Linked DNA regions of Homo sapiens: region 2 is linked to region 1. A link is a contact called in ENCODE Hi-C or POLR2A ChIA-PET data. All regions are on one chromosome and are shown on one strand. Each heading gives the region's core, a stretch centred on a gene start or an enhancer-like site at or near the end of the contact. The rest is flanking DNA. Distances are from core to core; before and after follow the strand shown.

Region 1 (6,478 bases), core at 3,346-5,845:
AGACGTGCTCTATGCATATGTATGACTGGGCAATGGCACTGGCTCAATTATTAAGTCCAGGAAGAAGTATAGTAAGTCTTCTCTTAACATCATAAACTCTTAGAAACTGTGACTTTGTGCAAAACAGCATATAACAAGACCAATTTGACCATAGGCTAATTGACATAAACAAGAATTAAGTTCCCACAGCATGCCTCTGGTCACAAAAAACATCAAACTTCTAAATAAAGACCAAAACACTTCTAACATTAAACACTGAAATAAATGTGAGCCATACATAGAAAGATTAACAAAAACAAGGTAATTATTTACCTGCTTATTCCAGTTTGGAATCAGTTGACCAGAGCCTGTCCTGGCAGCTGAAGGCACCAGGGAGGAACTCACTGTAGACAGGATGCCATCCCATCACAGGGCACACTCATATACACACCCACTCACACTGAAACCATGTAGACACACCAATTCACTTCACATGCACAGCTTTGGGATGTGGAAGGAAACTGAAGTCCCTGGAGAAAACCCATGCGCACATGGGAAGAATGTGCAGGCTCCACACAGACAGTGGCCCTGGCTGAGAATCAGTGATTGTCATCAACATTAAAACAAAATAATGTTGAATGAAATGACATTATTTGAGGACCTACTGCACATGGAGTGAGGGAGATTGGGACCCAGCCCAATGGCTGCTCAACCTCTAAATAAGTAGATTTTAGAATGGCTGCTTCTAAATAAGTAGATTTGAGAATGGCTAAAGTTCAGCTACCTTCCCCTCTCCACACACATTTGCACCTACCTCCACTGAACAGGAGATGGGGAACTGCAACCAGCTATGTTCATGCTAGCACTTATAGCGGGGGCATGCCATGCTGCAGGGGTTGCTATACCATGGCACCCAAGGCTCAGAAAGCTTTTGCCCCTGCTGCTAGGAAGCACCTGGCCCAGTAGACATTGACCAGCAAGGCCCTACATTGTATCTCCCATCCTCATGCTCTCATTTCATCCTTCTGAGAAGTGTGGATGAGTAAACCTGTCTCCAAGCCAACATGATGGGTAATTCAAGAGAATGAGCATATTTGTGAATCAAACCTTGGTCCAACAGGCCAGCAGCAACCATAAGCCACTTGTTGATGGATAGCCCCTGCTGAGGGGAGGGCAATATCCCACATGACCACTCCTGTGTAGCTACCCATGGATAAGCAAAATTTTGTTTTACTTTACTGAGACTTTGGCATTAGGATCCTTCCAGCTATTAACCTCATCAGCATTACTACAAGATCCACCCATTATTTTCGCAGTTTTGCCACCAGACCTGTCTATGTGTCCCACAGTGTCCTGTTCCTCATATTCAGGACTCCAAGTGCTCTATCTCTACAAATACTTCAAACACAGGGACAAGGGAGTTGCCTCTACACTTTATATAACAGCACAACTAGCCTGGATCCCGGCAGCTATAGCAAAAGGAGACTCACTTTGGGAAGCCAAACAGATTGAGTTTGTTGACAGTAACTTGCAGCAGGGGCTATTCCAGGGCTTGGCTAATGGAGATTCAATCTCTGCCACATGACTGAGATCAGAGTGTTGCCCATCCCTTAATTGCTCTTGATCCTTCAAATCTGGAGGTCACAGATCTTCAGTAAATTATACCTCTGTGATAACCCCAGCCTTGCCAGCCCTCAGGAAGGACGTTCACCTGTTACTAAAACTGAGGAAAACAATATGGCTTGGGCAATAAATGAATGCCCACCCACAGCAAGGACAAAATCCAAGGTTACAGATGCAGTTAGAGCAGTTTACCTGGGCGTTATCTTCCTGAGACTCTGCTCCAAGAGGCTTGTGTAAAATAGCATGTAGGTGTTTAAGAGGTAGAGGAAGTCACTTGTGGGAAAAAATTGAAAGTCTGAATCAAGGTTTTTTAGAATGACTTAAAGAATGAATAGGAAAAGTAGTTACGTTTTTTAGTTTGTTTGCAGACATAAGATGAGAAATAACACAGAACAGAGAGAAAACCAAAGGAATTGCCAACAGTAATCTTTAGCTTTTTAGCAGTCACAGGCATGGAGCCCTAGCAGTGTGTGGCCAAGGAAAGGCTTTATATCGTGAGTGAAGCTGTCCTTCCAAAGTTTAACTCATTTCGTTACTTAAGATCCTTACCAGGTTATAGCCAATACTGAGAAGTTTGTTGGAGAATGCCATTTCCCAAATAAACCTACGTCAAGATGTATTAGAACTTTTTTTTTTTTTTTGAGACAGAGACTCGCTCTGTCACCCAGGCTGGAGTGCAGTGACGTGATCTTGGCTCACTGCAACCTCTGCCTCTTGGGCACAAGCAATTCTCCTGCCTCAGCCTCCTGAGTAGCTGGGACTACAGGCGTGTGCCACCATGCCCAGCTAATTTTTTTATTTTTAGTAGAGATGGGGTTTCACCATGTTGGCCAGGCTAGTCTACGAACTCCTGACCTCAAGTGATCCACCTGCCTCTGCCTCCCAAAGTGCTGGGATTACAGGTGTGAGCCACCACGCCTGGCCAGAACTTCTTCCTCATTCATAGCTGGGAGATTAAACCAGTTGTGCAGGAGGACAGGCAACTTAGAAAGCAACCTGAAACAGCAACATCCAACAGACTCAGGTCTCTTTCCCTGAGAAAGATTCTTAAACTGGTGCTTTCTGAATGAATTTTTTTTTTTCTGGAAAACCAACTAACCTATTGACCACCAATCTTAGCTCAACAGGCTAAAACCACCAAGGACAAACCTATAGTTCAACAAGGTCAGGTTTATTGACCCATTGCAATAAGGAAGACTGGACAACAGAGGAGTGTTAGAGAGCAACTCTCCCCAAAGGACAAGGTGGTTATTTGAGGGTTTGAGAGAAGACAGTATAGGTAAGTAATGGGCTCAAGGAAAAGCAGACCAATGTGTAAGGGAGTCAGCATCAAAACCAGTCTGCAAAGTAGTCACAAGCTCCTGTGTCCTTGAAGATTACAAAGTTAAGATAGATGTGGAACACTGTATTCTGTAACCACTTTTCTGCACCTGGGTTAAAATGCCAGGCTGATTCTCTCTGTCACAGCAACTCAGAAACTCTAGGCAAGAGTGGGTGATTGGTTTTTTGTTCTTGCGATAGTTTACTGAGAATGATGGTTTCCAATTTCATCCATGTCCCTACAAAGGACATGAACTCATCATTTTTTATGGCTGCATAGTATTCCATGGTGTATATGTGCCACATTTTCTTAATCCAGTCTATCATTGTTGGGCATTTGGGTTGGTTCCAAGTCTTTGCTATTGTGAATAGTGCCGCAATAAACATACGTGTGCATGTGTCTTTATAGCAGCATGATTTATAGTCCTTTGGGTATATACCCAGTAATGGGATGGCTGGGTCAAATGGTATTTCTAGTTCTAGATCCCTGAGGAATCGCCACACTGACTTCCACAATGGTTGAACTAGTTTACAGTCCCACCAACAGTGTAAAAGTGTTCCTATTTCTCCACATCCTCTCCAGCACCTGTTGTTTCCTGACTTTTTAATGATTGCCATTCTAACTGGTGTGAGATGATATCTCATAGTGGTTTTGATTTGCATTTCTCTGATGGCCAGTGATGATGAGCATTTCTTCATGTGTTTTTTGGCTGCATAAATGTCTTCTTTTGAGAAGTGTCTGTTCATGTCCTTCGCCCACTTTTTGATGGGGTTGTTTGTTTTTTTCTTGTAAATTTGTTTGAGTACACCGCATATTCTCACTCATAGGTGGGAATTGAACAATGAGATCACATGGACACAGGAAGGGGAATATCACACTCTGGGGACTGTGGTGGGGTCGGGGGAGGGGGGAGGGATAGCATTGGGAGATATACCTAATGCTAGATGACACGTTAGTGGGTGCAGCGCACCAGCATGGCACATGTATACATATGTAACTAACCTGCACAATGTGCACATGTACCCTAAAACTTAGAGTATAATAACAAAAAAAAAACATTAAAAAAAAAAAAAAAAAAACTAAAAGGTCTTTGATGTCATTCCCCCAACACACACATATCCAAAGAAAAAAGTAAGGGGTCAAATATATAATATCATGTTCAAAATAAATTACTGTTATTATTGTTAAAAAAAAAAAAAAGAGTGGGTGATTTAATGTTACTCTTCTAATTTTAAACACTTAAGTTTCTGATAGTCTATGATTTTGGAGAACACATTTCTCAGTAAAAACACAATAGTTAAAGAAGGAGGTGCTTATGACATATACAGCTGCAGTGACCTGAAAACATATTCCTTCCTGATAATGTACAGCTGGCTTTATTTGTATCGGTGATTGTACCAACTTGATGAATAGCAAGGCAGATTTTTACCTTCTGAATGTAAGCTAATTTTTACTATATCACATTCAAGCAGGGCCTTTCCAGTGCTCCTCATTTGTTTGCCAAATGTTTTTAAAAAAATGAAGTATTTGCCAACTCTCATTAGGTCTAAGTTCTAACAGTACTGCAAGCAGGAAAACCTGAGGTCGTTAGTGCTTTGCAAATGAGGAAACCCAGGATAAAAAGCTTACTTGAGTCCTAACCGTATTGGAAAGGCAAACTCATATGTAAACAAAAGTTACACTAGGGAAAAGTTATAAAGGTAACTGATTGAGCAAGAGTCTAGAAAAGGGAGGGGTAGTCAGAATAGAACAGAACTAGATGTTCTAGTTATATTACAACAGAAAAACCTTTCCAGTGAAAACAACTGGAGTTAAAATAGTTAACCCTTTGCTGACAATGAGAAGCCCTTTATTATTGCCTCTTTCTCGGTTTCATTAAACAAAGAAAGCTCCACACTGTTAGATTAATTTTGGCCAAATGATTTCAGAGCCAAAGACAAACAACATTTAAAAGTCCCTGACATTGAAATATGATTAAAATGTGAGACCATTTCTAGAGAGGAGTTAGCACACAAAGACTCCCCGGAACATGAAGGGCAGTGCTGATGTAACTTAGGCTGGTTTTGAGTTAATACCAAAAACTTGCTTGGCTAGAAAAAAATAAGCAGTCTCATTTCAACTTGGCCACTTACTAACTCTGTATCCTTGAGAAATTGCACATCTAAAGCTTCAGTTATTTAAGCCATAGAGCACAGATCACTCACTGATGAGTGATAATCAGACCACAGATGCTTAACAACGAAGTGAGAACAAAAATGGGAAAACTGTGAGATATGAAGCACTGTACCATGTAAAATATTATTGCTGATGAGCCAAGATTCTGGTCTATTTGAGGCAAGTGTTAAATCCAAGAAGAAAGCCAGGGAACACCAATTTCAAGATAAGTCCTACTATGACAGAAATAATCCAGTGGTGGACCCCTAAAATTTCCCTCTTAGCTCTCTGAGTACATAGTAGGAAATCACTTTTAGAAGTTTTTAGGGTGTTTTCTGAAAAATCCTCTTGATTAAGCTCACAGCTCCAACACTTTAAATTAATTGTACTCAGAAGAGAATTGGCATATGAGGGAACAAAAAACAGAAGCCAACAAGAATGTAAAGCCTTGTGCTATGGTTGCCTCATACAGTGATAGTCTCTAAAAAACAAAGTACCTCAAAGAAAATTGTAATGTCTTGTTTCTCATCTGGCCCAAGTGGTTGTGTTAGTCAAGCAGAGCTGTCTAGTTTATTTACTTATTTATTTATTTTTTGAGATGGAGTCTCATTCTGTCACCCAGGCTGGAGTGCAGTGGCGCAATCTCGGCTCATTGCAACCTCTGCCTCCCAGGTTCCAGCGATTCTCCTGCCTCAGCCTCCTGAGTAGCTGGGACTACAGGTCCCCGCCACCAGGCCCAGCTAATTTTTGAATTTTTAGTAGAGACAGGGTTTCACCATGTTGGCCAGGCTGGTCTCCAACTCCTGACCTCAGTTGATCTGCACATCTCGGCCTCCCAAAGTGCTGGGATTACAGGCATGAGCCACCACGCCCGGCTGGGAGAACTGTGTAGTTTAGAACTGAACGGCAAATATCAGAGTTAGATGTAGAAACTTAATCTCATTTAAGAATAAAATAGTGGCCGGGCGCGGTGGCTCACGCTTGTAATCCCAGCACTTTGGGAGGCCGAGGCGGGCGGATCACGAGGTCAGGAGATCGAGACCATCCTGGCTAACACGGTGAAACCCCGTCTCTACTAAAAATACAAAAAAAATAGCCGGGCGTGATGGTGGGCGCCTGTAGTCCCAGCTACTCGGGAGGCTGAGGCAGGAGAATGGCGTGAACCCGGGAGGCGGAGCTTGCAGTGAGCCGAGATTGCGCCACTGCACTCCCGCCTGGGCCACAGAGCGAGACTCCGTCTCAAAAAAAAAAAAAAAAAAAAAAAAAAGAATAAAATAGTTTGGAGTAAGATAAAGCAAAAAGCATTTAAGTGTTCTTTCTGCTAAATTATTCTACTAGTACTTTCTTCCAGTTATTTGCTACAATTTCCATGCATTGACTATACTGCAAAATTCACGTGTT
Region 2 (6,536 bases), core at 938-3,437, 110 kb after region 1:
AACTTTCATTCTTTTTTCCCCCTCACTTTGGAAAGACTTCATTTGCTGCTTGTGAGTTCCCAGAGAGCTTAATGGCAGAATTCCTCTTAAAGCTTTGCACTGTTTAGAGAGCTAGGTCAGCATTAGCCATCTCCTCTCAGAGGCTCCTTCTTCCTATAAACTCTCAGGATTACATCTCAGATTTGGTTTCAAAAATATAAAGTTCCTACTCAGTGACAACCCAATATATAGCAAAATAAGTTAATTATTAGATTTTTTTCTTAAAAAATGGTAAAGTACACTAACATAAAATTTATCATCTTCACCAATTTTAGGTGTACAGTTAATTCAGTAGCATTAAGTACATCCACATTGTTGTGCCACTGTCGCCACCATCCATCCAACAGAACCCCTCTCATCTTCCTTCCATTCATTTCTAATAGGGACTAATTCACTACAGGAATTGTTTCTAACCATTCATTGAGAAGTAACCTAGCATCACCCTCCCACTGGCAGCACAGAAAGGGGGTTAAGTCAGACACAAAGGATTTCTCTCACACTCAGGCTGAGGGACTTTGTGATCACACATAATCATGTAGTGCCTCAGTATTTGGGTTAATGGCCAAAAGAACTTTGTGAATGGAATTAAACATTATATGAGCAGCTTCCTCAAGAGAAATTGCTCTAGTCTCCATAATAACTGAACTCCTGGAGGTTCTGACCTTTCAGGTTAAAATGTAGTTGCCTCTCAGAGGTTAAAATCTCCTCCTTCTTCCTTGCTTTCTACTTCCTTCCTATTTCTTCTCAGCAACCCCTGTCCTCACCTCAGTGGCATGCACATTACTCCAATCAAAAGACTCAATCATTGATCTTTAATTTTCAAACTTTTGCAAAGTAGCCTTCTAACAGTTGAAATCTTAAACAGCCTCTAACGTCCAATGAATCCCATATCTAGTCCATTCTGGGCACTTCCTGAAGAAGGGAAATTCAGTTGTCTCATGATCACATGTTGAGCCAGCTAGAAAACCTTTTCTGTCATTGCCTCATCCTGCTGCCTAATAGGATCGATGCTGCCATGTAACCCTCTGTATCACGTGCAGACTCAAACCTTTTTCATTTCTATGTCAAATTCAATGAACAGATACCTTTTGAAAACCTGCTGGGCCACAGAGTTTTAGTAAGTGACAGTTATTCCTACTTTAGAGATAAGAGAAAGTTATAATAATGAGAGTGGTTCAAGGTCCTACAGAAGTGAGAGAGAAAGAGGGACAGGCATAAAAGCCTAGTTAATTACTAACCTTTGCAAACACAGAGCTTCAAACTGAAAAGAGACAAATAATGATAATAATGTCAATACCTGATATTTGACAGTCCAGTACTATTTTCATAACACTTCATTTTAGTTTTTGCTTTGTGTTTGGGTTTTATGTAACCAGAAGAAGAAAATTCTTGATGGAATCACAGAAAACTTGAGAGTTAATTATAGTTCAGTGTAGTGAATGCTTTGATCCTGAAGGCTGTGAAACTGAATCGTTTTCATTCAGAAAATTTCTCATGTCAGGTTTTTCAAACAAAAAGAATGATTAGTAAACTATTCTATTACCTTTCATTCCCATAGCTCTCCTGTAATTTGTAAGACTCAAATGATACACACTGAACCTTGGGCTGAGATTTAATTTTGTATATTTGCCAAAGTACACAGTAGCCTAGTTTCCATAGCCATATCTAGCAGATAAATGTCTCTGAAAAAAAAAATCAGGCTTCAGAGACAATGGGAGGAAATCACTGTGGCTCACACTTGCGGACCAGCAGTGGGTGACAAAAGTGGACCCTGGGACACAGACATGGGTGCAGTCACTAATTGACATAATTATTTGAGCATCCACCAGTCGAGTAGTCCTGAGTATCTGTGACTTTTCCTAATCTGTAGATTAAAAAAAAAATACTATTCTGATGTTTAAATGCTGGGAAGATGGTGCTAAGAGTATAATGGCTCTTAGTTCATCCACCCTTTCATTCCATGCCATCACCCTATCTCTGCCATCATGGTTATAAAGCCATCACTGAAGTAACTTCATCTAGTAGTAGGGGGCAGGGCCACATCCTCCCAGACACTGTGATACACAAGGTGGATGCACTCACTTAACAGCTTAGCTGACAAGAAGTTCTGCTTTGCCCTTTGCCCCTCTCTACCTGCTCTTATGTACTTTCTCACTGCACTGTCTTGTTACGAGGAGGACGGGCTAAGGGCAGAAACTCAGCATGAAGCCCATGATGCACTTGCAATTTTAGCTAGATATACAAGCAATTTCCTTCCTTTCTCCTCGTTGTTGTGGAATGATGTGCCCTTTTGTCCAGAAGGGATACAAATGACATTGTATTCCCATGTGTAACATTTGGAAAATAAACATTCTGGTTGTCACAGCTTCTATTTCATCGCATATTTTCCTGTGTTATGTCATACTTCTGCCAGTGCAAGCCAGAATGTGAAGAATGCCTAGGGGAATATTTCTCAAGTGTTTTCTAAGCAACATTAATCTTAAAAATACTTTGCAAAAACAGGGCATTTGGTGGTCAGATAAACTTTGGAAGTGCTCCATATCCTATCCCTGTCTTTGATAGTCAAGATGCCCATTAACAAATTAGGAGTCCTAGGAAGCCTGGCAATAAAAAAAGACTATTGAACACAAACCAGGATTTCCCAGACTTATGACCATGGAAACTATTTTCATATAACACCTATAAAGATCAGAGTAAGAGATGCTATCACAGGAAGTGTTTTTAGAGATTTAGGTTCACAAATTACCAAAACTACTCGGGAATAAATAGAAAATTGAATAGACCTATAATAAGGAAAGAGATTGAATTAGTAATTTAAAATCTCCCACAGAAACAAACCCAGACACAAATGGCTTTACTGGTAAATTTTACCAAAAGTTTAAAGAAGAATTAATACCAATTCTTTATAAACTCTTCCAAAAAAATACAAGAGGAGGAAAGATTTCTCAATTCATCCTATGAGGCCAGTATTATCCCGAATAACAAAACCAAAGACATCACAAGAAAACTACAAACCAATATCCCTATATAGAGATGCAAAAATCTTCAAGAAAATACTAGCAAACTGAATCTAGCAATATATTAAAAGGTTTATACACCATGACTAAGTAGGATTTATTCCAGGAATGAAAGGTTAGTTTAATATACAAAAATCCAATAATGTAATGCACCACCATATTAATAGGATGAAGGACCAATAGCACGTGATCATCTCAATAGACGGAGCAGAAACATTTGACAAAATTCAACATCCTTTTATGATAAAACCACTAGAAAAACTAAGAATAGAGGAGAACTTCCTCAACCTAATAAAGGCCATCTACAAAAAACCCACAGCTACCATAATACTCAATGGTAAAAGATTGAAAGCTTTCCTTCTAAAATCAGGAGCAAGACAAAGATATTTACTCTGGCCACTTGTATTTAACATTGTACTAGGGATTTTAGCCAGGGCACTTAGGCAAGAAATAAAAAAAAAAAGAAAAATTGTATTTGCAGATGATGTGATCTTGTATATAGAAAATCCTGATACTGACTAAAACAATTCATAGAACTGTTAAACAAGTTCATCGAGGTTGCAGGATACAAGATCAATATTCAAAAATAAATTTTATTTCTAATACAGTAGCAATGAACAATCTGAAATGAAATTAAGAAAACAACTTCACTTAAAATAGCATCAAAAAACAATAAAATACTTAGCAATAAATTTAACCAAAGAAGTGCAAGACTTATATACCTAAAGCTACAAAATAACATTGAAATAAATTAAAGATGTAAATAAATGGAGGCATCCTGTGTTCATGGACTTAATATTGTTAGGGTGACAATACTTCCCAAATTGAACTACGTTTTTAACACAATCCCTTTCAAGATCCTAGCTGACAGTTTTTGCAGAAATTGGGAGATTGATCCTAAAATGTATATGTAAATGTGAGAGACCCATAATAGCCAAAGCAGTTTTAAAAGAGAAGAACAAATTTGAAGGACCCACACTTCCTGATTTCAAAAATTACTATGAAGCTAGTGTGCTAAAACAATGTGTACTTGTATAAAAACAATGTGTACTTCTATAAGGATAAACATATAGGTAAATGGAGTAGAACTGTGATTTCAGAAATAAACCCTTACATTTATGCCCAATTGATTTTTGTCAAGGGTAGCAAGACAACTCAGTGCAAAAAGTAAAATAAGTTATTTCAACAAATGTTGTTGGAACGACTGGATATCCACATGCAAAAGAATGAAGCTGGACTTCTTCTCACACTATACACAAACATTAACTCATTTTAGACCTAACTATAAGAGCTAAAAATATAAAACTCCTGGAAGAAAAAATAATAAATCTCTGTGAGTTAGGCAGTGATTTATTTGATGATACTGAAAGCACAAGCAACAGAAGAAAAAATAGATAAATTGGTCTTCATCAAAAAAAGTTTTTGAAGTGTTGTCATTTGTATACCATCAAGAAACTGAAAAGACAATCCATAGAATGGGAGAAAATATTTGCAAATCATATATCTGATAAAGGACTTGTATTCCGAACATATAAAGAACTCTAACAACTCAATAATAAAAAGACAAACAACCCAATTCAAAAATGGACAAAGGACTTGAATAGATACTTTGCCAAAAAAAAGATATGCACATGATCAATAAGCATCTGAAAAGATGATCAATGTTATTAGTTATTAGGGAAATGCAAGTCAAAACCACAATGAGATATCCCTTCACACCCAACAGGATGGCTGTAATAAAAAAGGCAGACATTAATAAGTGTTGTGCAGGATGGGGCGACATTGGAAACCTCACCCATTGCTGGTAGAAATGTAAAATGGTGCAGCCACTTTGGAAAATAGTTTGGCAGTTCTTCAAAATGCAGTGTCAGAGAAAGAAGAGTGACTACTAATAATTAAGGGCTTCTTCTCAGGGTAAAGAAAATGTTCTAAAATGAGATGTGATGATGGTTGCATGCTCTGTGAATATACCAAAGACCATTGAATTGTACACTATAAATGGATGAATTATAGGATATGTGAATGATATGTTAATAAAGCTGTTAAATAGCTATTTGTCCTCACAATGTGATATTTTCATCTTTTTTCACACTTCCTGTTTCTCCTGAGTTAATGGCATCTGTGAAAGAGGAAAACTATTTTTTTAAAAAACTCTGTCAATTATCTTTAATTACACAAAAGCCGCCAGAAGAACTCATTATTGTTTCTATCTTAACTGTTTTGTTTGTAATTTCTGTATATAACTAGAATCCCTTGGAGAAGATGACATAAATTTCTTTTAAAACCCTTCACTGTTGGGGCCAGGCACAGTGGGTCATGCCTGTAATCCCAGCAGTTTGGGAGGCCAAGACAGGAGGATCACTTGAGCCCAGGAGTTCAAGACCAGCCTGAGCAATAAAGTGAGGCCCCATCTCTACAACATAAATAAATAAATAAATAAATAAATAAAAATACAAAAATTAGCCATGCATAGTGGCACACACCTATAGTCCCAGCTTACTTGGGAGGCTGAGGCTGGAGAATCACTTAAACCTGAGAGTTTGAGACTGCAGTGAGCTGTGATCACAACACTACACTCCAGCCTGGGTGACAGAGAAAGATCCTGTCAAAAAAAACAAATAAAACCCTTCATTATTGATGGTATGGCATCATTTATATCTGAGTTTAATGGTTCTATTTTTCCAGAGATAGGACTACACAATTCAGGCGCCCATTGCATTGGTAGCTGTACAAGTCTTGAGACAGAGGCTGAGAATATGAAGTGTCAGGTCATAAGCAAACACATAGGAATGTGCTGCCAGCCCTTGAAATGGTGTGAGAGGTTATAGATAATTTGGTATTCATAAACATGGAGCAGAGGCATGAAAAATGTAAACCATAAGACTGTGCCAATATAATAACAAATTTGAGGGTGGATGAGTTCCCCAGGGAAATGGGAAAGGGGTGGGCAGAAGGAAAGGAAAAGGCTAAGGATCAGACTCTGGGGGATTCAGTGGATCATAGAAGGAGGGGTCTTGGGGAACTAGGCTGAGGCTTGGGACAACTAGCACTATCTGATGGGGTGGTGTCAGATGCAGCCAAGTGCTAATGGGATGGATACATCCCTTCATATCTGGCTAAAAGGAGCTCATTGGTGACCATAGAGAAAAGGGCATCCACGGACTTTTGAGGATACAAGTCAGATTTTAGAAAACAGAAGGATATGAAGGCAATGGGGGCATCATTTGAGTGGGACTGTTAAAAGAATGCAAAGAGGATGACAAATGAAAAGGACAGACGTCTCCATGTAGGGTATGAAGGCTTTTTCTAGATAGAGTGAAGCTATGTATGTTTGAAGAGAGCTTGGATACCTGCATTTGGAAAGAGGAAGATAATGCTTTTGTAAACTATTAATACAACACAAAACTACCATCCTATTTAATGGGTCTCTTCTTAGATGATTTTAAAATTTAAAGCATTGTTATAAACTATAGAAAAGAA

What was found. Hi-C counts contacts between places; a loop is a spot of excess contacts on that map. ChIA-PET counts read pairs that join two places held with the same protein, here RNA polymerase II (POLR2A). Pooled maps may share reads with other maps.
Region 2: a loop to region 1 is called in a map of ascending aorta, with 2.5 times the contacts of the local background. The contact joins two enhancer-like sites. A Hi-C loop is called at or near these places in 1 of 168 maps with a recorded cell type or tissue (ascending aorta) and 4 of 50 pooled maps. POLR2A ChIA-PET finds 5 or more read pairs at or near these places in 1 of 52 experiments (MCF 10A).

The regions. Positions count from the first base shown.
Region 1 is chrX:43,585,301-43,591,778 of GRCh38, forward strand. No RefSeq gene overlaps it. Among named protein-coding and RNA genes, the nearest start is that of MAOA, 68 kb to the right of the region's middle. Within about 2 kb of position 4,596, at least 3 of the 41 ENCODE cell types and tissues checked have a DNase peak (open chromatin) inside an H3K27ac peak, as active enhancers do.
Region 2 is chrX:43,701,149-43,707,684 of GRCh38, forward strand. All of the region lies in intron 3 of MAOA (monoamine oxidase A), which reads left to right. Among named protein-coding and RNA genes, the nearest start is that of MAOA, 48 kb to the left of the region's middle. Within about 2 kb of position 2,188, at least 4 of the 41 ENCODE cell types and tissues checked have a DNase peak (open chromatin) inside an H3K27ac peak, as active enhancers do.